2 separate regions of the Homo sapiens genome follow, and region 1 is linked to region 2. The links are chromatin loops, found by intact Hi-C in ENCODE. Cell type or tissue: PC-9. All regions are shown on one strand. Each heading gives the region's core, and the rest is flanking DNA. Links, peaks and the distances in the headings are about the cores only.

Region 1 (9,976 bases), core at 1,316-9,315, 820 kb after region 2:
GAAAAAAGGAAAGAAGAATGGAAGCCACCATAAAATCAAGTCACTGGAATTGAATCTCCAACCTCATTCTGCCCTTGCTGTTTCTTTCTTCTCTTTGCTTTGGGTAGTAATTATGAAGGACCACAGATGAGATGATTGGCCTTCAGACTTGTCTGTCTCTGACTTCTCTGGGTGGAATCTTGAGGCAGTGCAGCCTCATGGCAAGAACCTGGGCTTTGGACTAGACAGGCCTAAGTTTGAATCTTGCCCTCACCATTTTCAAGCTGTGTGGGCAAGAAACCTTTCCTCTTAGAATGCTCAGTTTCCTGAAATGTAAAATAGGAATAATAATGCCTACCTCGGCCTGGCGCGTTGGCTCACGCCTGTAATCCCAGCCCTTTGGGAGGCCAAGGAGGGTGGATCACAAGGTCAGGAGATCGAGACTATCCTGGCTAACATGGTGAAATCCCGTCTCTACCAAAAATACAAAAAATTAGTCGGGCGTGGTGGCGGGCGCCTATAGTCCCAGCTACTCGGGAGGCTGAGACAGGAGAATTGCTTGAACCCGGGAGGCAGAGGTTGCAGTGAGTCGAGATCGTGCCACTGCACTCCAGCCTGGGCGACAGAGCAAGACTCTGTCTCAAAAACAAAAAAAAATGCCTACCTCTCACTTTTGTAATAATTAGAAAATGGGAGCTCGGTGTATAGCAGAGTAGCTGGTATTGGGTAGGTGCAGAGTGGGAGAGAGGCCTATAAGAATTAATTTTAAAAACCTGGCCAAGCATGGTGGCTCATACCTGTAATCCCAACACTTTGGGAGGCCAAAGAGGGAGGATCACTTGGGCACAGGAATTTGACACCAGCGTGAGCGACATAGTGAGACCCCATCTCTACAAAAAAAAATTTTTTTTTAAACGGATTCTCACTCAGTTGCACAGGCTGGAGTGCAATGTGGCGTGATCTCAGTTCACTGCAACCTCTGCCTCCCGGGTTCAAGCGATTCTAGTGCCTCAGCCTCCCAAGTAGCTGGGTTTGTAGACGTGCGCCACCACATCCGGCTAATTTTTGTATTTTCAGTGGAGACAGAGTTTCACCATGTTGGCCAGGTTGGTCTCAAACTCCTGACCTCAAGTGATCTGACCGCCTCAGCCTCCCAAAGTGCTGGGATTACAGGCGTGAGCCACCGCACCCGGCCAAAAATTTTTTTTTAATTAGCTGGGTGTGGTGGTGCATGCCTGTGTTCGTAGCTACTGAGGTGAGAGGCGGCAGTGGTGGGAGGATGGCTTGAGCCTGGCGGGGTCAAAGCTGCAGTGAGCCATGATCACTCTCTTTAGGAGGAACTCAGGATGGTGTTGTGACTCATTTTGTAAATCTGATACAATGTAAAGATTTTAGACTTGGGGGGCCAGCTTCCTAACTGCCTCCCACCTTGGGCTAAAAATATCCTGCAGTTATCATGTGATGATAATAATAGTAACAATTATTTAGCATCTGGGCTTTGTGGAAAACATGTTACAAACATTGCTACATTGTATCTTCACCATGACTCATTCAGATAGGTCTTGGTATTCTCCCCACTGTACAGATAAGGAAATGGAGGCTCAGAGAGGGTAAGTACCTTACCCATGGTCACACAGCTAGGAAGTGTCAGAGCCAGGATGGAACTGCGTGACTTTGGAGCCCAATATCTCAGTTGCTGAGCACCTCAGTTTTCTGTGGTGCTAAAGAAGGAGGGAATAAACATTCTCTGGTCTGGTTCTTGGAGTGTTCACAAACTCCTATTTTATTTTTTTATTTTATTCTATTTTGTTGAGACGGAGTCTCACTCTGTCACCCAGGCTGGAGAGCAGTGGCGCAATCTCAGCTCACTGCAGCCCCCGCTTCCTGGGTTCAAGTGATTCTCTTGCCTCAGCCTCCCGAGTAGCTGGGATTACAGGCGCCTGCCATCACGCCCAGCTAATTTTTTGTATTTTTAGTAGAGACAGGGTTTCACTATGTTAGCCAGGATGGTCTCTATCTCCTGACCTCGTGATCCACCTGCCTCGGCCTCCCAAAATGCTGGGATTACAGGCCTGAGCCACCGCGCCCGGCCTAATTTTTTGTCTTTTTGGTAGAGATGGGGTTTCGCCATATTGGCTAGTCTGGTCTCCAAATCCTGACCTCAGGTGATCCACCTACCTCGGCCTCCCAAAGTGTTAGGATTACAGGTGTGAGCCGCTGTGCCCGGCCCTCAACCTCCTATATGCAAAGATTGTAGGAGCTCTGTAGCCATGTAGATCTCCCACTCACCTTGACCTCCACTACCTCTGGCAGAGCCCTAGGGATCCAGAGTCTGGCTGGCCGCCCAGCATCACTTTCAGCATCCTGTCCTGAGCAGTGGCTGGTTGTGGGACTTGCTTATCTGGCATGGTCCTCAGCTCTAGGCAGAATTGAACTGGTGGTACAGGAAGTCCCAGCTATGCAAGCCCAGAAGAAATCCTCAGAATGACCTCAGAACAGTGAGCCTGAAAAAGAAGGGCAGACTCGCCACAGCGGCTTCCAGGCTCTGAGGCTCCACATAAGGAAGGGACTGCCTTTTGCCGCTCTGAGCACCTTGGCCTCTGCAAGGGCCAGGGGACATCCTGTTCTGAGGAGCCCAGCCAGCCAGCAGGGGACTGGAGATTGTGGACTGTGGGGACCTACGGACTTGGGACAGAGCTTCCATCTGTATTCACATGTGCTGAGCATGGAGAAGGCAGCTCTCAGGGTCTGAGAGGCTCTGGGTAGCAGAGCCTGGCCTGGCAGGGCAAGCTTCAGGCTGTGATCTCCTTAGAGGAGACGAGGTTACAGAGGAAGAGAAACTACCAGGTAGGAGTATTGAGGCGGAGAATCAGAGGTCAAATTGGGTAACTTTAAGTTTCCTTCCGGGCCAGGTATGGTGGCTCACACCTGTAGTCCCAGCGCTTTGGAAGGCCAAGGCAGGCAGATCACCTGATGTCAGGAGTTCAAGACCAGCCTGGCCAACATGGTGAAACCTCATCTCTACTAAAAATACAAAAATTAGCCAGACGTGGTGCTGCATGCCTATAATTCCAGCTACTTGGAAGGCTGAGACAGGAGAATCACTTGAACCCAGGAGGCAGAGGTTGCAGTGAGCAAAGATCATGCCACTGCACTCCAGCCTGGGCAACAAAGCGAGACTCTGTCTCAAAAAAAAAAAAAAAAAAAAGTTTCCTTCCAACCCAAGCGTCTAAAATTTCAGATCTCAATTCATCTGCCTTTGAGGGGTCTGAGTGACAGGGTCTGGGTGGGGGGAACTGGGCCTGGGGGGTCTGAGTGACGGGGTCTGGGTCGGGGAACCGGGCATGCTGGCAGCCTCTGCCGTTGCAAAGACGCTCCTCATCACAGTCATGCACCTGCTTCCCCGCCCGGCCTAGAGTCATGACCATAACCCCAGGCTGTGTGTAACCCTGAAGGCAATCAGGCAGGGGAAGTGAGATGGCAGGTGTGGCATGAGCCTTCCAGTACCCCTGGGAGCAGAGGCTGGGACGGGGCTGCACAAAGAATACAGGAAGCACACAAAGAGAGGCTTACTCAGTCCGGTGCTCTGGGCTAGTTGGCCTTGCAAGAGGGTTTTCTTTCTTTTTTTTTTTTTTTTGAGATGGAGTCTCGCTCTGTTGCCCAGGCTGGAATGCAGTAGCGATCTCAGCTCACTGCAACCTCTGCCTTCCAGGTTCAAGCAGTTCTCTGCCTCAGCCTCCAAAGTAGCCGGGACTACAGGTGCATGCCACCAAACCCAGCTAATTTTTTGTATTTTTAGTAGAGACAGGGTTTCACCATGTTGGCCAGGACGGTCTTGATCCTCTGACCTCGTGATCCACCTGCCTCGGCCTCCCAAAAGGCTGGGATTACAGGCATGAGCCACCACGCCTGCCCAGTTTTCTTTCTTTTTTTAAGAAAATATTCTGTAGAAACAGAGTCTTTCTGTGTTGCCCAGGCTGATCTCCAGCTCCTGGGCTCAAGCAGTCCTCCCGCCTTGGCCTCCCAAAGCGCCAGGTTTCTAAGCGTGAGCCACCACGCCCAGCCCCACGATGGTTTTCTAAGACCCTAAGACCCAGATCTGCTTCTTCCCTCATCTGGGGGCCTGTTTGTCAACTTGATTCTGAGTTAACAGCTTAATGCCAAGAAGAAATCTCAGAGTGAAACAACTATTCACCCTTCCTCCTCCAGTACCCCGCAGATAGTCAGCCCCAGGAAGGGGACCAGTGCCAGGGTGAGCTGGGTTGGGAAGGGACCCCAAAGGGCTCCTTAGAAACTCATTAGCTGGGCCCATGTGTCTCTCTGAGAGTGCAGGAAAGGGGCTGGCCCAGTTCTTCAGGACCATTTTGACTTCATGAACAGAGGAGACCCCTGTGCTTTCATCTGAAGAGGTGGTTCACGGCTGCCTTTTACGCTCCCAGGTCACGCTGGAATTCCCCTGTAATGATTTTTGGGCTCCATGGTTCTCTAACAATCTCTGGTTAACTCAGCCGCAGACTCTCAGAGCCTGTCATCGCAGCGGGAGGAGGACGCTCCGGCGTTTCCTGCTCAGGCCTGTTTTCCTCCATCTCTGTCTCTGGCAGCAGGTGGGGAAGGAAGCTAACCAGGGCCTGTGTTTGCAGTCCCATCACAGAATAGGGCTCGTCAGAGAGTCAGAGCTCAGGAGTTCAGATGTCAGGGGTTTCGGCCCAGTTTTCTGTCACAGGCCTGAACTCTGACCCAGTGCCTCATGTCATTGATTTGGGTCCTTCCAGAGTCAAGCGTCAGCCTCACTGTTCCTCCTGTCGTAAAGCTGGAGAACGGCAGCTCGACCAACGTCAGCCTCACCCTGCGGTAAGTTCCTGGGCCTGGCGCTGTGCTCAGCTCCGCTCAGGCCCCGCAGCTGGGTCAGGGCTGACCCCTGGCTCAGTCTGTTCAGATTTCAGATGCGCTATTCTTGCCTCTTACCTGTAAGACAAGCCCTAGAAAAAGGGATGGTGCTAGCCCCGGGCTGCAGGATGGGATCGCAAAGGCTGACCCCCACCCTGAGTCCTCACTTTCCCTGGCAGGAGAAGGAAGGGGTGCTTCTCCCAGAGACGTGCGTCTTTTCCCCGCATGGGAAGAGTCCTGTGTGACCGGTGTTGAGGCCAGATTTCAAAGCGATTCTTTCTAAGACTAAGTATTTGAAGAGAGCCCTGAAGGTCAAGGGGCAGGGAGCTGAGCTGCTGGTTGGCACTTCTGAGGTTGCTTTCAGAAGCAGGAGTGGCCACGTCGGGTGAATGCCGCTCATGCTGGGCCTTGTCTGGGAGTCTCACTTGCTGCCACCTGCTGGCTTAGGCACAAACGTCGCGACCTAGTCCAGTCTGTGCCAGGGAGGCTGCCTCTGCCTTCTCTGCTCTTAGCTGCTTTGTCCTTCCCTTGCCTCCCAGCCGTGAGGATTCCCTGATGAAGAAGACCTAGAACCCTCTCCTTCTCTCTTTATGCCTTTCCCCCTTCCTCGCCTCTCCTGCGAGATCTGGCCTGAAAGCAAAGCTTTGGTTCCGAGGCCCCTAGCAGGCCTGCCATTCCGCTCCCAGCTCCTTCTGTCTCTGCACACCCTCCCCCTGCAAATCTTACAAGTCATCTCTTACCACAACTGTCCAGGCCCCTGGAGTGGCCTCCCACTGCCTTTCAGATTAACTCCAGGCCTCTAAACCCAGGGCCAGGGCCCAGAAGACGGCTTCCAGCCAGCACATCTGCCTTCTCCCGTCAGATGCCTCTCCCAGCTTTCCAAGTCCGGACTGCTCCCTCCTCATTCCCTGCCTGAGCCCTCTCCTCCTTCAGTCAAATGCTGGCCCTCACACAAGGCCCCACTCAGACCCGACTCTCTGGGAAGCCTTTCCCACCGGAGCAGGGAGCCACGGTCCTGGGCCTCCAGATGCCTCATTTGTCATTCACACCCACCTTGCTTTCTTCTCTGTTCTCACCCTACCCTGAAGGGACAGACACCTGGTCTCCTGATTAAGACAGGAAGGCCTACGGGAGCACGATTTCCACCTGGCTACCCATCAGGGTGGAGCACCTAGCATTTCCTAAGCCTAACTGCTTGAGAGTTGAAGGCCAGATGTGAAATCCAGAGGGTTGGTTGAGATCTCACTGTCCAGCTTCTCAGCAGTAATTAGACTCTTGTCCTCCACAGGCCACCATTAAATGCAACCCTGGTGATCACTTTTGAAATCACATTTCGTTCCAAAAATATTACTATCCTTGAGCTCCCCGATGAAGTAAGTAACCAATCTTAACGGATGGGTAGGGAAATGCTAGGTAACAGAACACATTTGAATTAAGAGCTGGTGGAAACAGGTCTCCTAGGCGGCCCCTGTTCCATCAACCTAGAAATCTGTGATTTTGGCTTTGTTGGTGTCTTTTGGGGATGAGTATCACATGCCATTAGATGGAATTAAGAAGGTGATAGTGAGGAACCTGAGGCAAAAATGGTTCTGGGAATGTAAACGTTCTTACCGGGAGTGGTGGCTCACGCCTGTAATCCCAGCACTCTGGGAGGCCAAGGTGAGCGGGTCACCTGAGGTAGGAAGTTCGAGACCAGCCTGATCAACATGGTGAAACCCCATCTCTACTAAAGTAAATACAAAAATTAGCCAGTCGTGGTGGCATGCACCTGTAATCCAAGCCACTTGGGAGGCTGAGGCAGGAGGATCACTTGAACCCAGGAGGCGGAGGTTGGGGTGAGCCTAGATGGCCCCACTACACTCCAGCCTGGGTGACAGAGTGAGACTCCTTCTCAAAAAAAAAAAAAAAAAAAGTTCTTACAATTTTCAAGGCCTGGCTGCTCAAAGGGCATTCAAGGACCAGAGAATTGGGCTTCCTTAGGAACACAGCATCTCAGGCCCCATCCCAAACCTACTGATTCAAAGTCAGCACACTAGCAAGATCCCCAAATGGTTTGAGTCCACATTAAGGTTTGTGAAGCCTCATTCTGAGACACCACTGGTTGGGTGTCGTTTCCAAAAACCAGTGCCAGAGGCCGTGTGATCTAATAGCGATCATTACCCATAGCTTTATGCATGTATCTATTTGTGTGTACCCTGCTCCCACCTTACTGAGCATTTGAGCCAGTTGCTATTCAATTAGATAAAAAGCATCCACAGAGGAGGTGGCAAATAAGGGTTTAAATAACAAGATGAACGCAAGTCACTCAGGGCGCATAACTTCTGGAGAGCTATTGTACAACCTGGCGATATAGTTAACAATCATGTATTACTGCATGCCTAAAAACTGCTAAGAGATAGATCCTAAATGTTCCCACCACAGCTGGGTGCAGTGGCTTGCACCTATAGTCCTAGCTACTCACGTTCGTAACAACAACAAAAAAAAGATAAGTATCTGAGATGATGGATATTAATTAGCTTGATTTAGTCATTTCACAATGTATGCATACATCAAAGCATCACGTTATATACTGCAAATATATACACTTTTTATTTGTCAATGATACCTTAATAAAGCTGGTGGAAGCAGGAGGAGAAGAATGCAGGGATGAGATCAGTAGCCATGAGGCACATCAAGATGGGCTGCAAATCAGCTCTGAGCCCCCTAGGAAGCAAACAGGAGTGAAACACGATCAGTCTCCAGCATGTGGGAACCTGTGATCTGAAAAATATAGCATCGCTGGCTGCAGAGATGTGCACCTGTAATCCCAGCTACTTGGGAGGCTGAGGCAGGAGAATCACTTGAGCCCAGGAACTCAAGGCTGCAGTGAGCCATGACTGTACCACTGCCCTCCAGCCTGAGTGTTGGAGCAAGACTCTGTCTCTAAAAAATTAAAAATAAAAATAAAATGTTTAAAAATAACAGCATTGCTGAGAGGGGATCTCGGAGTGTCCAGCTAAGAGGACCCCGCATGAGAGGGAGCTCTCCCCGCTGGTGAGCACCTTGTTAGTGCCATTTCCCACACCTCCCCTCTTGCCCAGGGTGTGAGGCCAGCATGCAGAGCCGGTGGGTTCCCACAGCACAGCCCTCTGATCCACAGATTAAATTCTGACTCTGGGAGGAACAGATGCTGATTGCTTCGTTTAGGGCCAAACATCGAAGTCAAAGTGTCATCTTTTTATTTTTATGTATTCATTTATTTTTTATTTTATTTATTTGTTTAGAGACAGAGCTTCACTCTGTCGCCCAGGTTGGAGTAAAGTGGCGCAATCTCAGCTCCCTGCAACCTCTGCCTCCTGGGTTCAAGCGATTCTCCTGCCTCAGCCTCCCAAGTAGCTGGGATTATAGGCGCCCACCACCAGGCCCAGCTAATTTTTGTATTTTTAGTAGAGATGGGGTTTCACCATGTTGACTAGGCTGGTCTTGAACTCCTGACCTGAGGTGATCCACCCGCCACGGCCTCCTAAAGTGCTGGGATTACAGGTGTGAGCCACTGGCCCGGCCATTGATTGATTGAGACAGAGTCTCACTTTGTAGCCCAGGCTGGAGTGCAATGGCGCAATCTCAGCTCACCGCAACCTCCACCTCCCAAGTTTAATCAATTATCCTGCCCCAGCCTCCCGAGTAGCTGGGATTACAGGCACACACCACCACACCCGGCTAATTTTTGTGTTTTTAGTAGAGATGGGGTTTCACCATGTTTGCCAGGCTGGTCTTGAACTCCTGGCCTCAGGCGATCCGCCCACCTCGGCCTCCCAAAGTGCTGGGATTACAGGAGCCACCACGCCTGGCCAAAGTGTCCTCTTTTTAAAATCAAAAAAGATACCAAACAAGCCTTGGCTGTAGGAGTCCTTGAACCTGAAGCACAAACAGATCCAGCAAATCCATGGTGTCAGTCAGGGTAGCAGTGACCCTCGGGGCCAGCGGAGGCTGGAGGAAGCAAGCAGGGGTTCCGAGGACTTGGGAATGTTTCATTTCTTCATCTGGGAGCTGGATGCATTCAGTCTGTAGACATTTCATCAAGCTGTGATGTGTGTACTTCTCTACCTATATGTCATAGTTCAGTTTTTAAAAAAGTCTTCAACAGTGAGAGGCTGGGCACCGTGGGATTACATCTGTAATCCCAGCACTTTGGGAGGCCGAGGTGGGCGGATCACCTGAGGTCAGGAGTTCAAGACCAGCCTGGCCAACATGGTGAAACCCCGTCTCTACTAAAAATACAAAAATTAGCCAGGTGGTAGTGGTGTGCGCCTATAATCCCAGCTACTCAGGAGGCTGAGGCAGGAGAATCACTTGAACCCGGGAGGCAGAGGTGGCAGTGAGCTGAGATCACGCCACTGCACTCCAGCCTGGGTGACAGAATGAGACCCTGTCTCAAAAAAAAAGAAAAGAAAAGAAAAGTCTTTAACAATGAGAGTCAAACCATTGGTGTGAGATGGCATTGATGGGCACCAACCTACCTTTTCAGGCTCCTGCCTCACTGGCCCTTCCCCACCCAACTCTCACCACTCCCCTCTACTACCCGTGATGCTGGAAGCCTCTGGTTAGAACATGGGAGTTGAGTGGTCTAGGAGCCAGGCCTGTGAGCCTTGGGTAAGGCACTTCACCCCAATATAGCACCGTCTCCTTATTCGTAGCTGTACAGTGAATAATGTTTACTTGACAGCCTTGTGAAGATTAAAAGCACAAACAAGTATAAAATGTCTAGGATTGACTGGGCACGGTGGCTCATGCCTGTAATCCCAGCACTTCGGGAGGCCGAGGCAGGCAGATCACCTGAGGTTGGGAGCTCAAGACCAGCCTGGCCAACATGATGAAACCCAGTCTCTACTAAAAATACAAAAATTAGCCAAGCGTGGTGGCAAGTACCTGTAATCCCAGCTACTTAGGAGGCTGAGGCAGGAAAATCACTTGAACCCGGGAGGCAGAGGTTGCAGCGAGCCGAAATCATGCCATTGCACTCCAGCCTGGGTGACATGAGCAAAACTCCATCTAAAAAAATAAAAAATGTCTAGGATTGTCCCTGGCACATAGAAAGCACTCAGTGAAAGGTAGCGATTATCACTTCATT
Region 2 (9,976 bases), core at 616-8,615:
TATGGGTCACAAATTCTGTTGACTAAGTAGAAGCAGAGGCTTGGCCAGAGAGGAGGAGGAGGCGGCGGCTGGAGATGCCTGTGGTGGTTCGAAAGGAAGCACCTGGACTGTTTGAGGGAAGCCTCTGTACAATGTCCAATTTTACCCCAAAACGTATCATGCTGCCTCCCTGCACCACTTCCTCTTTTAGGAGACAAGGTGTTGCTCTGTCCCCCAGGCTGGAGTGCAGTGGCATAATTGTGGCTCACTGCAGCCTTGAACTCATGGCACAAGCAATCTTCCTGCGTAGCTGGGATGACAGGCATGTGCCACCACACCTGGCTAATTTTTAAAATGTTTCTTATAGAGATGGGGTCTTGCTATGCTGTCCAGGCTGGTCTTGAACTCCTGGCCTCAAGTGATCCTCCCACCTTGGCCTCCTAAATTGCTGGTATTATGGGTGTGAGCCACCACACCTAGTCCCATCTTCCCTTTCAAACACAGGCCTAGCAGCAGCATCTCTCCAGCCTGTCTCCGCAGGGTTGTTTTTGGCTCATGATTTGGGCAAGAGGAGGGAGAAGGGAAGAGAAGAAACTTTGCTGTTGGAACTGGGTCAGAATTGGAATACAGGAAGCAAGAACATGAGTGTTCACGCTTTGACTGAGCTGTTGACAGCACCGAGGCCAGAGGCAGGAGAAATGAAGCTGTTTGTTTATCTGATGAATATTCATCGAGCTCCTATTTGTAGCCAGCCGCCTCTGTTTTAGGAGCCGGGGATCCCTTTGTTGAATCCTGGCTCTGCCACTCACTGCTGGGGTTACCTTGGGCAACCGTCTGAACCTCTCTGAGCTTGTTTTCCCATCCGGAAAGTGAAGATAAGGAGCGTCCCTGTCTCACAGGGATGTTTGAGGATGAAATGAGCTAACATAGGAAAAGCACTTAGCATGGTGCTTGGCGCAGAGTTAGTGCTCGTGACTGCAGCTGTTACTGAAGACAGAGCGTTTAGGTGTGAAGAGGGTCTGGTGCCCGCATCCAAGGAACTCACAGTCTCTGGAGGAAACAGACATTTAACAGTCATCTGCAAAGCATGAGGCAGTGCCAATAGAGATATTCTTCCTGGTGGAATGAGGGAAGGCTTCTTGAAGGAGGCGGCGCTGGAAGGTTGAAAAGGAATCCCTAGGAAGAGAAGGTTGCAGGGGGCATTTTTTTTCTTTTTTCTTTCTTTCTTTCTGTTTTTTTTTTTTTTTGAGACGGAGTCTTGCTCTGTCGCCCCGGCTGGAGTGCAGTGGTGCCATCTCGGCTCACTGCAACTTCCTCCTCCCAGGTTCAAGCGATTCTGCTGCCTCAGCTTCCCGAGTAGCTGGGATTACAGGCACCCACCACCACGCCCAGCAAATTTTTTTTTTTTTTTTTTTTTGTATTTTTAGTAGACACAGGGTTTCACCGTGTTAGCCAGGATGGTCTCAATCTCCTAACCTCGTGATCTCCCCGCCTCGGCCTCCCCAAGTGCTGGGATTACAGGCGTGAGCCACCATGCCTGGCCTGCAGGGGGCATTTCACACTGAGGAAACAGTAAGGGCAAAGGCTGCGGGTGGGTGGGGAAGTGTGTAGAGCTGTTTGAGAAGCGGTGAGCCAGGCTCTCGAAATGGATGGAGGGACATGGCAGGAAACAGCCAGAGGCGAGGGTGGGGATCCGCTCGGGGAGGCTCTGAGTGTGTTGCCGGCGAGATGACGGGTGCCCTGGAAGAGCGGGATGGGGGAACCGCCTGTCTCCTTGGTGACTTGGGAAGGCGGCCTTGGGAGCTTTGGGGATGGATTGCGGAAGGGAGGAGATGCTTGCTGTGCTCCTGAGGAGGGGTGGGGCCTGAATGTCCTCTTGGCTGGGGTTGGAGGGGAGGGCCAGGCTAGGGTCCTAAGAAGGTGAATCCTGAGCCCAGGCATCTAGCCCACGTGCAGCATGAAAGGAGGATTTCCGGCCGGGCGCGGTGGCTCACGCCTGTAATCCCAACACTTTGGGAGGCTGAGGCGGGCGGATCACGAGGTCAAGAGATCGAGACCATCCTGGCCAACATGGCGAAACCCCGTCTCTACTAAAAATATAAAAATTAGCTGGGCGTGGTGGCGTACGCCTGTAGTCCCAGCTACTTGGGAGGCTGAGACAAGAGAATCGCTTGAACCTGGGAATGGGAGGTTGCAGTGAGCCGAGATGACACCACTGCACTTCAGCCTGGTGTCACAGCGAGACTCCGTTTCGAGAGAGAGAGAGGAGAGAAAGAAAGAAAGAGAGAGAGAAAGAAAGAAAGAGAAAGTCCCATGGAAATGGGGGTTTCACATTTGGGGGATTTGCAAAGTAGTCACGTGGGTGAGGCAGGAGGGAAGCCTAGTAGCAGAGAAGATGATGCCTTCGGCCTTGAGTGTGGTGCGTTTGAGGAGCTTGTGGATCGTCCCAGGGGTGTGTGTGGTTGGGCTCTTTAGCTCAGGAGAGCTCAGCTGAGTGGATACCCACTCGCACATCCAACAGCTCTCATTCCCAAAGCGTGTTCTGAGTGTGAGTCCTACAAAAGTGGACAATTCAGACCCTGTTGGGTTTTGTGGCACTTTCTAGTCAGGGAGGCAGATGAGAACAGAATGAAGAACGCAGATGGTTTCAGACAGTGCCCAGTCCTGCGAAGGAAATAGAACAGTGAGGCGATGAGGGTGGGGCTCGGGGCTGGGGGAAGGGGCTACCCTGGGTGGGTGGTCAGGAAGAGCCTCTCCATAGAAGGGACATTTGAGGCCTGGCGCGGTGGCTCATGCCTGTAATCCCAGCACTTTGGGAGGCCAAGGCGGGTGGATCACCTGAGGTCAGGGGTTCAAGACCAGCCTGGATAACATGGTGAAACCCCCTCTCTACTAAAAATACAAAAATTAGCCGGGCGTGGTGGTACCTGCCTGTAATCCCCAAGCTCTTCTCCCAGCCCACCCGGCACCAGCCAGTTTGAGCTCTGACTGGGAACTGGGATCTCATTCATCCCATCTGGTCAGCATCTCTTTGGTTGCTTTTTATCAGCTTCCTATTAGAAAAAAAAAAAATCCCCTTGAAAAACAAGGGGGAGGGTTCATACACGATCGGTTGCAGCAGGCACGCCAGTGACGGTGGGGGCCCAGGGGGAGCGTGGCAGAGGCTCTCAGGCTGGAGGCCAGCTACTGCTCCGGCCAGCCCTTCCCTGTGGGGGAGCCACAAGAGGCCGTCCCTGGGCCTGCAAGCATGAGATGAGCCGAGCACTTGACCAAAACTAGTTTGGGTCTTAGAATTTAACTTATCCTGGGCCGGGTGCGGTGGCTCACGCCTGTCATCCCAACACTTTGGGAGGCCAAGGCTGGCGGATCACTTGAGGTCAGGAGTTCGAGACCAGCCTGGCTAACATGGGGAAACCCTATCTCTACTAAAAATACAAAAATTAGCAGGGTGTGGTGGTGCACGCCTGTAATCCCAGCTACTCGGGAGGCTGAGTCAGGAGAATCGCTTGAACCTGGGAGGCGGAGGTTGCAGTGAGCCGAGATCGCGCCATTGCACTCCAACCTGGGCGACAGTGAGACTCCATCTCAAAAACAACAACAAACAAACAAAAATAATACTGCGATTTCCTAGCAATGCCCAGTGACTTACCCTAAATTCAGTGAAAGTTGAAAAAAAAAAAGAAGTGGCATTTGAAGGAGACCCGAAGGAAGAAAAGGAGCCAGTGTGAAGCTGTCTGGGGAAGAGCATTCCAGGTGGTGGGAACAGGCTTGGCAGGTGTGAAGATGAGGAAGGAGGCCCCTGAAGAGCCGGCGGGAAGAGCGGGTGGATGGGAACACAGTTTCCCCGTCCGCCAGCAGGTGGCACTGTTGGCCCAGGACTGCCCGGGCATGGCTGGGAGAGCAGGTGGGGCCGCGGGTTCTTTGACCTCAGGTTTGTGATTCTGGCTGTGGGCTCATCACAGGCTCTACCTCCACCCTCTGGGGAGATAAGCCCTGGCCGGGGGCAGAAGAGCAGTTGTAATGGTTTCCTGGCTGTTCTCCTTCCCCAACGGGTCTTGCTTTCAGTGTTTCTTTGCTTGCTCCCTCTCCAGAGGTGACTTCCCTCCCGGTTTCTGGGTATCTGTGTCTTTGCTCTCTCCTTTTGCTTTTCTTTTTGCTCCCTTGGTCTCTTCTCCTCCCTCTCTCATTGCTCCCTGGGGGGGCAGGTTCCTGTCTCAAAGATTAATTACTTGCTTTTTTTTTTTTTTTTTTTGGGAAACCTCGCTCTGTCGCCCAGGCTGGAGTGCAGTGGCACGATCTGGGCTCACTGCAACCTCTGCCTCCCAGGTTCAAGCGATTCTCCTGCCTCAGCCTTCTGAGTAGCTGGGATTACAGGCACCCGCCACCACGCCCGGCTAATTTTTTGTATTTTTAGTAGAGACGGGGTTTCGCCATGTTGGCCAGGCTAGTCTCAAACTCCTGACCTCAGGTGATCCACCCGCCTCAGCCTTAAAAAGTACTGGGATTACAGGCCTGAGCTACCATGCCCGGCCAATTACTTGCTTTCCTGATGTAGCTCAGATGGAGCGGGTGGTGACTTAGGATCAGGAAGGTGCTGTTTCTCATCCCATTGCCTACCCTTCCTTCCCGTGGCTTCAGATCTCCATAAAGGGCTGGGGCTGGGGTCGTGACCCCGTCGGTAGAAAATGGTCCCAGCGACCCTTCTCTCCTGGAGCCCATGGACCCACCTCCCAGTGCCATGCCCTGCTCACCTCCAGCCCCTCTAGCAGGCAGCCCTGTCTTCATGTGAGAAGGGAGAACTGGATGGCAAAGCAGATGGCACAGAACAGCTGCACAAGAGCTCACCGAAGGGCTTGTTATGAAAGAGTCATTTTTGTCAACAGAAGTACGCTTCTGCCCTATACTCCGTGCTCTGTGAATTATTTCTCAGGGGAGACTAAGCTGGCCAGAGCCTGGTGGTGGCCTCCTGGCTGTCGGATGTCAGAGTTAGGGCTGCAGGTTGAGGGGTCCTTGGCTTTGGTCTGTGAGTACCATGGTGGTTAAGAGCCTGGTCTCTCTCTCTTAAATTTTTTTTTTTTTTTTTTGAGATGAGATTTTGCTATGTTGCCCAGGCTAGTCTTGAATTCCTGGCTTCAAGAGATCCTTCTGCCTCAGTCTCTCGAGAGGCTGGGATTACAGTTGTGAGCCACCGTACCTGGCAGTCTCTTTATTTTACTTTACTTTTTCCTCTAAAGTTAAAGTTTACAGTATTTTATTTTGTTGTGGTGAGAACACATAACATGAACTCTACCCTCTTAACAGACTTTTAAGTGTACAATACATTATTGTTGAATGTAAGTAAGAGTTTACTCTCTTAAAGCCTCCCACTGGGTGGGAAGTCTAGCACCTTACAACAGGACCCTGTAATCCCAGCACTTTGGGAGGCCGAGGTGGGCGGATCACTTGAGGTCAGGAGTTCAAGACCAGCCTGGCCAACATGGTGAAACCCTGTCTGTACTAAAAACACAAAAAAATTAGCTGGGTGTGGTGGTGCATGCCTGTAATTCGAGCTACTCGGGAGGCTGAGGGAGGAGAATAGCTTGAACCCATGAGGCGGAGGTTGCAGTGAGCCGAGGAGATCGTGCCATTGCACTCCAGTCTGGGCGACAGAGGAAAACTCCGTCTCAAAAAATTAAAAAAGATGGCCGGGTGTGGTGGCTCACGCCTGTAATCCCAGCACTTTGGGAGGCCGAGGCGGGCAGATCACGATGTCAAGAGATCGAGACCATCCTGGCTAACATGGTGAAACCCCGTCTCTACTAAAAATACAAAAATTAGCTGGGCGTGGTGGCGGGCGCCTGTAGTCCCAGCTACTCAGGAAGCTGAGGCAGGAGAATCGCTTGAACCTGGGAGGCGGAAGTTGCAGTGAGCCGAGATCACACCACTGCACTCCAGCCTGGGCGACAGAATGAGACTCTGTCTCAAAACAAAACAAAACAAAACAAAAACTAAAAAAAAGATTTTGAACAGTAAATGTATTTACATGGTTGGTTCTAAAACCAAAATGATATAAAAATATATGTGGTAGAAAGATTTGCTTGTACTCCAATCCGCCCTGTCCCTACATTCTAAAATTCACTTTGAGGTTCTTTCCAGTGCTTCTTTATTCACATGTAAGATGAGCATATCCTTTTCTTACCTCCACTCCCCTTCCCTCCCTTCCCCTCCCCTCCCCTTCCCTCCCTTCCCCTACCCTTCCCTCCACTTCCCTCCCCTCCCCTCCTCTCCCCTCCCTTTCCTTCCCCTCCCTCCCCTGCCCTTCCTTCCTCTCCCCTTCCCTCTTTCTTTTTCTTTCTTTCTTTTTTTGAGATGGAGTCTTGCTCTGTTGCCAGGCTGGAGTGCAGTGGTGTGATCTCGGCTCACTGCAACCTCTGCCTCCCGGGTTCAAGGATTCTCCTGCCTTAGCCTCCCGAGTAGTTGGGACTACAGGCACCTGCCACCACGCCCAGCTACTTTTTGTATTTTTAGTAGAGATGGGATTTCACTACATTGGCCAGGCTGGTCTTGAACTCCTGACCTCAGGTGATCTGCCTGCTCCAGCCTCCCAAAATGCTGGGATTACAGGTGTGAGCCACCATGCCCAGCCTCCTATTTCTTTTTCTTAAATAAAAGGTAATATCCTACAAAACACTGTTTTACATCTTGCCTTTTTCTCTGGAGAATTCCTGTCTGACCACTGAGAGCTGCTGCTGCCTCTGCCCCATTCCTTTTAAAAATAACTGTGTAGTATTTAACGGTGTGGATTTAATTTTAGAGACTGATGATTCCTTTCAGAAATTTAATTTTGTATAACGTAAGTAATATAAGAATACATTTTTGGCTGTGCATGGTGGCTCATGCCTGTAATCCCAGGACCGTAGGAGGCCAACGTGTGTGGATTGCTTGAGCCCAGGAGTTTGAGACCAGCCTGGTGGGGGGGCAGCATGACAAAACCTCATCTCTACTAAAAATAAAAAAAATTAGATGTGGTGGTGCACACCTGTAATCCCAGGTACTGGGGAGGCTGAGGTTGGAGGATCCCTTGAGCCCAGGAGTTTGAGGCTGCCATGAGCTGTGATCATGCCATTGCAATCCAGGCTGGGTGACAGAGTGAGACCCTGTCTCAAAAAACAACAACAACAACACAAAAAACAGGCTGGGCGTGGTGGCTCACGCTTTTAATCCCAGCACTTTGGGAGGCTGAGGCGGGCGGATCACGAGGTTAGGAGTTCGAGACCAGCCTGCCCAATATGGCGAAACCCTGTCTCTACTAAAAATACAAAAATTAGATGGGCTTGGTGGTGGGTGCCTGTAATCCCAGCTACTCGGGAGGCTGAGGCAGGAGAATCACTTGAACCTGGGAGGTGGAGTTTGCAATGAGCTGAGATCACGCCATTGCATTCCAGTCTGGGTGACAGAGTGAGACTCTGTCTCCAAAAAAAAAAAGAAAACAAAAAAACCCAAATCATTTTCCTTAAAACAATCAGAACATTAAAGATAAAGTCTCGGCCGGGCGCGGTGGCTCATGCCTGTAATCCCAGCACTTTGGGAGGCCAAGGTGGGTGGATCACGAGGTCAGGAGATCGAGATCATCCTGGCTAAAACGGTGAAACCCCATCTCTACTAAAAATACAAAAAATTACCCAGGTGTTGTGGCGGGCACCTGTAGTCCCAGCTACTCGGGAGGCTGAGGCAGGAGAATGGCGTGAACCCAGGAGGTGGAGGTTGCAGTGAGCCGAGATCGCGCCACTGCACTCCAGCCTGGGCGACAGAGCGAGACTCCATCTCAAAAAAAAAAAAAAAAAAAAGATAAAGTCTCCTATGGCCAGCAGTGACATTCCCTTTCTCTCCTCCCCAGAGTAGCCACTGTTCAGAGTTTGGTACATACTTTTCTAGATATTTAAACAGGGCTGGGTGCAGTGGCTGGCCAGGTGCATTGACTCACTCCTGTAATCCCAGCACTTTGGGAGGCCGAGGCGGGCGATGGCTCGAGGTCAGGAATTCGAGTCCAGCCTGGCCAACATGGTGAAACCCCATCTCTACTAAAAATACAAAAAGTAGCTGGGCGTGGTGGCACTTGCGTGTAGTCCCAGCTACTCGGTGGGGGGCTGAGGCAGGAGACTTGCTGGAACTTGGGAGGCAGAGGTTGCAATGAGCGAGATCGCACCACTGCACTCCAGCCCGGGTCACAGAGCAAGACTGTCTCAAAAAAACGAAAACAAAAACAAACCAGTATTTTTACATGTACCTTAAGTAACCATCAATGTCCATACATACACAGTTAGCTCATTCCTTCTAATCACAGTTTAGGGTCCAGCTTACAAATATACCACACCCTGCTTATCTGTTTCTCCTGTAAATGGTTGTTCTTGATAATTTTTTTTTTTTTTTTAGATGGAGTCTTGCTCTGTCTCCCAGGCTGGAGTGCAGTGGTGCAATCTCGGTTCACTGCAACCTCTGCCTCCTGGGTTCAAGCGATTCTCCTGCCTCAGCCTCCCGGGTAGCTGGGATTACAGGCACACACCACCATGCCTGATTTTTGTATTTAGTAGAGATGAGGTTTCACCATGTTGGCCAGGCTGGTCTTGAACTCCTGACCTCAGGTGATCCACCCGCCTCAGCCTCCCAAAGTGTTGGGATTACAGGGGTGAGCCACCGCGCCTGGCCTGTTCTTGGTATGTTTTTACTCTTATGAAAAGTGCCGAGGTCAGGAGATCGAGACCATCTTGGCTAACACGGTGAAACCCCGTTTCTACTAAAAATACAAAAAATGAGCCGGGTGTGTTGGCGGGCGCCTGTAGTCCCAGCTACTTGGGAGGCTGAGGCAGGAGAATGGCATGAACCTGGGAGGCGGAGCTTGCAGTGAGCCGAGATCTCGCCACTGCACTCCAACCTGGGAGACACAGCGAGACTCCGTCTCAAAAAAAAAAAAAAAAAAAAAAGAAAAGTGCCACAGTGGACATCCTCATAGTTGACTGTCTACACATGAAAGTGTTTCTCTAGACTTGAGTGAATCCTAGATGTGAGATTGCTGGGTGATAGGGTAGGTGACTTTCTATTTCATCATACTGCAAATTGCCTGCCAATTTCTATGCCACTAGTAGGAGTGTACATGTTGCTTGTCTGTTGGGTGAAGCATCCTGTCTCCTTGCTGTGGTTGCATTCCCTGATTTCCAGCCCTCTGAGCAGCTCTGGCTGTGTCCTGCGTGCTGTACCCTCCGCCCAGAGAAGCACTGTCCTCCGTAAGTCAGGTGGACTCTCGGCCTCTGAAGTTCCTGCACCCGCCTGGTGTCTTTGCAGCATGGTCTTTTGCTGAGAATAACCTCGACCTTCTCCTTTTCAAAAGCCCTCCAGAGGGCTTTACTGACCAGAGAGGTGGCTAGAGAGTTGGCTGTGGGATTGACCACACTGACTTCCCCAGACCCATCTTAAGAGGCTGGCTTTAGATTTTCATCCTATCCCAGTTCTTAAGATGTAAGTTCTGCCCTGAGGGCCCCTGGGGGAAGCCACAGCTTAAAGCTCAAATGCATTTCCCTTGCTGAAGGAGCTGAGCCAGCCAATTCCCCTTGTGCTAGTTCAGGGGTTTTGTCTGCCAATCTCAAACCCAGGAACAAGTTCTAAGAACTGGGTCCCTTGAGAGACCTAGAGTCTGGCAGTTGGGTGGGAAGAGGATTGACCTTGGAGACAGTTTCTGTCACCTACACCCACCTCCTGAGAAATAACTTCAAGAGAGGAAGGACCATCTTGGTCGAGGTGGTATCTCACACCTGTAATCCCAGCACTTTGGGAAGCTGGGGTGGGCAGATGGCTCGAGCCCAGGAGTTTAAGACCAGCTTGGGCAACGTGGCAAAACCCCATCTCTACAAAAAATACAAAAATTAGCTGGGCATGGTGGCAGGTGCTTGTAGTCTCAGCTACTCAGGAGGCTGAAGTGGGAGGACTGCTTGAGCCCACGAGGTTGAGGCTGTAGGGAGCTGTG

What was found. Peaks named below come from ENCODE experiments on the same cell type or tissue, not always from the same donor. Only the 100,000 strongest peaks of a DNase experiment are listed, where the experiment ranks them.
Region 1: it touches region 2 in a loop (19-fold over the local background); 7 of 110 quality-filtered maps call a loop at or near these places.

The regions. Positions count from the first base shown.
Region 1 is chr17:3,642,693-3,652,668 of GRCh38, forward strand. CTNS (cystinosin, lysosomal cystine transporter) reads left to right here. Exons shown (of 12, transcript NM_004937.3): 4 at 4,752-4,830; 5 at 6,155-6,239. LOC105371493 (a long non-coding RNA gene) reads right to left here. Exons shown (of 6, transcript XR_007065579.1): 2 at 9,775-9,897; 3 at 8,732-8,910; 4 at 7,472-7,569; 5 at 2,269-2,483. Among named protein-coding and RNA genes, the nearest start is that of CTNS, 11 kb to the left of the region's middle. In PC-9, for the core only: CTCF peaks have their summits at 5,282 (motif pointing left) and 5,487; no DNase peak of the experiment used is centred there.
Region 2 is chr17:2,824,773-2,834,748 of GRCh38, forward strand. All of the region lies in intron 2 of RAP1GAP2 (RAP1 GTPase activating protein 2), which reads left to right. Among named protein-coding and RNA genes, the nearest start is that of RAP1GAP2, 33 kb to the left of the region's middle. RefSeq lists enhancers at 233-312, 7,845-8,345. In PC-9, for the core only: CTCF peaks have their summits at 1,524 (motif pointing right), 3,835 (motif pointing right) and 4,036; no DNase peak of the experiment used is centred there; H3K27me3 peaks cover 323 bases.